Regions from separate parts of the Homo sapiens genome. Here region 2 is linked to region 1. The links are chromatin loops, found by intact Hi-C in ENCODE. Cell type or tissue: gastrocnemius medialis. All regions are shown on one strand.

Evidence for each region. Peaks named below come from ENCODE experiments on the same cell type or tissue, not always from the same donor. Only the 100,000 strongest peaks of a DNase experiment are listed, where the experiment ranks them.
Region 2: it touches region 1 in a loop (6-fold over the local background); 1 of 110 quality-filtered maps calls a loop at or near these places.

What each region holds. Positions count from the first base shown.
Region 1 is chr7:48,983,688-48,986,187 of GRCh38, reverse strand. No RefSeq gene overlaps it. Among named protein-coding and RNA genes, the nearest start is that of CDC14C, 60 kb to the right of the region's middle. In gastrocnemius medialis, no CTCF peak of the experiment used is centred here; no DNase peak of the experiment used is centred here.
Region 2 is chr7:48,389,728-48,392,227 of GRCh38, reverse strand. It overlaps ABCA13 (ATP binding cassette subfamily A member 13), which reads right to left. Exons shown (of 62, transcript NM_152701.5): 38 at 89-307. Among named protein-coding and RNA genes, the nearest start is that of ABCA13, 220 kb to the right of the region's middle. In gastrocnemius medialis, no CTCF peak of the experiment used is centred here; a DNase peak (open chromatin) is centred at 1,087.

The DNA.
Region 1 (2,500 bases):
TTAAACTATAAAAACCATGGAAGATAACCTAGGAAATACCATTCTGGACATAGGAATGACCAAAGATTTCATAACACAGACACCAAAAGCAGTGGCAGCAAAACCCTAAACTGACAAATTGGATCTAATTAAACTAAAGAGGTTCTGCACAGCAAAAAACACCATCAGCAGAGTAAAGAGATAACAACAGTATTTGCAAAATATGCACCTGAAAAAGATCTAATATCCAGAAGTTATAAGGAATTTAAATTAACAAGCAAAAAACAAACAATCCCATTAAAAACTGGTCAAAGGATATGAACAGAGACCTTTCAAAATACATACACACAGCCAACAAGCATATGAAAAAATGCTCAACATTCACTAATAATTAGAGAAATGCCAATGAAAACCACAATGAAATATTGTCTCACACCTGCCAGAATGGCTACCATTAAAAACTAAGAAAATCACAGCTGGAGAGGTTAAAGAGAAATGGGAAAACTTATACACTGCTGGCGAGAATGTAAATTAGTTCAACCACTGTGGAAAACAGTTTGAAGATTTCTCAAAGAACTTAAAACAGAATTACCATTTAACCCAGCAATTACATTGTTGGATATATACCCAAATGAATATAAATAATTCTTCCATAAAGACACATATGCACACATGTGTTCATTGCAGCGCTATTTACAATAGCAAAGACATGGAATCAACCTAGATGCCCACCAACAGTAGACAGGGTAAAGAAGATGTGGTACATATACACCATGGAATACTATGCAGCCATAAAAAATGAAGGCAATCATGTCTTTGGAGCAACATTTGCAGTAAACCATTACTAACAAAGGAACAGAAAACCAAATACCACATGTTCTCACTTATAAGTGAGAGCTAAACATTGAGTACAAATTGACACAAAGAAGAAAACAATATATACTGAGCCCGACTTGAGGGTGGAGGGGGAGAGGAGGGTGAGGATAGAAAACCTACCTTTTGGGTACCATGTTTATTCCCTGGGTAACAAAATAATCTCTATACCCAGCCTCCACAATATGTAATTTATCTATATAACAAACTTGCACATGTACCCCTGAAACTAAAATAAAAGTTTTTTAAAAAAATGTGGAGAAACAATGAAAATGACAGATCACCTCTTATAAGAAACAATGATAGGCAGAAGGCAGAAATGAATAATATAGTTAAATTTTTAAGGGAAAAAAATCAATCTATAAGTGTATAGCCAATTAGCCCATCTTAAAAATTAAGAAATATGTATGAGGACATTTTCAGACCAATGAAAGAGGAAGGAATTTCTTGCCAGCATAATTGCACTAGATAATATGTTAAAGGAAGTGCAGGATACAGGGAAATGTATAACACTAGAATCAACAAGAATTAGAGTACTGAAAATGATTTTTTAAAAAAACTGGTGAATAAAAAATATGAGTCCCAGCCTGGTAATTCACACCTGTAATCCCAGCACTTTTGAAGGCCGAGGTGGGAGAATCACTTGAGGCCAGGAATTCGAGAGCCTGGGCAACAGAGTGCGAACTCATCTTTCTTTCAAAAATTAAAAATTAGCCAGATGTGATGTGTACATGTAGTCTCAGCTACTCGGGAGGCTGAGGCAGGAGGATTTTTGGGGCCCAAGAGTTTGAGGTTACAGTGAACTATGATTATGCCATTGTACCCCAGCCTGGGTGACAGAGCGAGATTTGGTATTGATTTTTTTAAATTGTAAAGGTAATGTTATGGGGCTTATAATACATATAAGAAAAATAAAACAAAATATGGAAGTTAAATATAACTACATGTGTCAAGTTTTTCTTTGTAAAAAAACATTTTATGTGAAGTGATACAATGTTACTTGTTAGAAGACTGTAAGTTAGGAAGACATATTTTAATCCTTAAAACAACCCAGAAAATTAATTTAAATGTAACAACAATGCTAAAAATATGATAAAGAAGTTAAAAATAAATATTGGAGTATGTTTGATTAAAACAAAAATTAAATAGGAGAAACAGAAAACAAATACCAAAAGACTAAATCAAGATGTATCAATAATTACACTAAAAGTGTGAATGTAATAAACATTTCAATGAAAAAGTAGAGAATTTTAGCAATTACAAAAAGTAAGATGCCACTATTTTCTCTCTGTAAAATATATGCACTATAAAAACAAAGGTACAAAGATGTTACAGGAAGGCAGGGTAAACAGAATAGAATTATCCCAGTAGCAGATAATAATTATAGATAGATAAATGCTTCTCTGGCTCTGCTTAACAATTCTTAAAATAAAAGACACAAACGAAATATATATATATATAGATAGATAGATAGATAGATAGATAGATAGATAGATAGATAGATAGATGTAACTTCTCTGTATCTCAGGAGAAATCACAATAATGTTTATATAAAAGCAATCATCTACCAAGGAAAAAATTTACTATGACTGGCATTGGTATGAAAGAATACCAGATATTTACAGAGGCAGAAAAATAGGAATCATAA
Region 2 (2,500 bases), 590 kb after region 1:
TGATTTTTTAAGTGTCTCTTTCTATTGTCTTCACTTCCTTACACAATGGGCAGAGGCAGGAGGAGCAGAGAGACAACTGTTTACTAACTGATTGACTTGCTGATGCAGCTCCTTCTTGGTCCACTGAGGCGCCTTTATGGAAGCAAAGAGCAGCAAATGTTCCCGGACGGTGAGGTTGTCCAACAGGATGTCCTGCTGCGGACACACACCAAGCTCCATTCTGACCCTCGACAGGTCTGTCTGTAGGTTCTTGCCATTGATGATGATGGTTCCAGAAGTGGGAGGGTGGAGCCCCGTCAACATGGATCTGCCAGAGAAAATAAGACAGCATGGAGAATACGCGTTGCTGATACTGTGAACGTCAGCAATCCAGTCAGCTCCAGGATGGCGCATGCATCCTGCCAAGAGCACTCACCTTCTGCTGACCTGGTTTTTACACAATCAGTTAAAAGGTGTGAGTAGTTTGAGGGTACATTGGCTGGTTGATGTTGAAAATGTGAGTTTAACATGTTATGCTACCACATGAAATAAAAATGCTCCTTGACTTCTGATTGGGTTATGTCCCAATAAACCCATAAAAAGTTGAAAATATTGTAAGTCAAAAATCTATTTACATCTAACCTACCTAACATCACAGCTTAGTCTAGCCTACCTTAAGTGTACCCAAAACATTTACATTAGCCTACAGCTGGGCAAAATCATCTATCACAAAGCGTATTTTATAATAAGGTGTTGAATATCTCTTGCAATTTATTGAATATTGTACTGAAAGTAAAAAGCAGAATGGCTGTATGAGTCCTCAGACTATGGTTTCTACCTAATATGTATCACTTTCACACCATCATAAAGTCAAAATATCATTAAGTTGAACCATTGTAAGTCTGAACTGCAATCATAGAGCATTATAGTTGTATGGGACTTTAAGATGATAACATTCAACTTTTTACAGATGAGGAAACATGCTAAAGAAATGACATATATACCTAAATCCTCATCATTAAATATAAGCAAAACAGAGATACAAAGCTAGGCCCCAACCCTGGAGCCAGTCTTCTTTCCGCTGCTCCCGGGATAGTCTGTGTGTGTTAAAACCACAAGAAATCAAGCAGCCTGCCACCACAAGCTCACATGACCGACTTTACCAACAGAAGCCTCAGAATTGCCTAGTTCTGCTTCCTTGTTTCAGGAAGTTTATTATTTAAGTTTTAAATTGGTTTCTTATTTCTGAAAAGTTAAACATGCCCCTACCACACAGGACCTAGCAAATCCACTCCTTAGTATTTACACATGAGAAATTAAATGTGTGCCGACACAAAGCTGTATGCACAAATGTTCACAGCAGCTGTGTTCACAATCACTGACAAAGAGAAACAACCTCAGTTGCAACCCATGGATGAAAACATAAAGAAGCTGGGTTGCCTCCATATGGTGGATACCACTCAGCTGTCCCAAGGAGCAGGCTGCTGGGCCACCACCACCATGCCTGGGTCCCCAAAACAGTCTGCTGAGTACAAGAAGCCAGACATGATCCCATTTACAAGAAATTCTAGAATAAGTAACCTAGTTTTTAGTGACAAAGAGCAGATCAGTGGTCACATGAAGGCCAGGGTCAAAGGAGAGCACAGGAAACCTTGGAGCAGCATAGAAAGGTTCTGTATTTGTGGTGCTTGTTCCGGCACTAACCAAATGTGTCAAAACTCATCAAACTGTACACATCAACAGATACTGTTTACTGCACAAAAATTAAACCTCGATGAACTTAAAACTCTTTGCTATATTATTTTCAAACCTATCTGGGGGATACTATAAAATAGTTTATACACATTCCCTAGAAGTCTCAAAGACTGTTGTTTTAAATAGTGAAGACCCCCCCGTCTTTGACTGACCTCTCAGCCTTTCATCTAAGAATTGCCAGGTGGAGGCAGCCACTTAGGATGACTCAAAATGTACTACAAATGTACACTAAAAGCAACACAGTCATTGAACTTTAAATCATCTAGAAACTCCAAATGCAATTCTCATCATTCTGCTAAACAAGCAGCCCAGGTTTTCCTTGTAAGAAATGTGTCTTAGTAAAAGCAGGGTGAGAGGAACTGGCTGGCTGAGTCATTATTTGTGCAACTTGTGGTTTCCCAATTTTCAAACACTAAAAAAAACACTCACACGCTTTTCCAGGTCCATTTCTGTATCCAAGGAACAAATAAAAACTGTCCATATTCTTTCTTTCTATTTTTTCAGTATGAGATTTCTGAAGTTTCATGTGTTATTTTTCTACCTTTCTTATTAAGTCTGAGGCAAAGCCCTCTTCATTGTTTTAACTAATCACACTTTAATACTACATATTTAGTGAGAAAAAGAACAAAAGAGAAAGTGATTTGTTCAAAAGAGATATTTCATAATTTTAGTAGTTTAACCTTAAACCTCCACTTCTACAGCCAGCCCAAGGCTGTGAATGTTTGAATTCATTGTTTCTCTGGGAGCACATGATTTGATTCTTTAA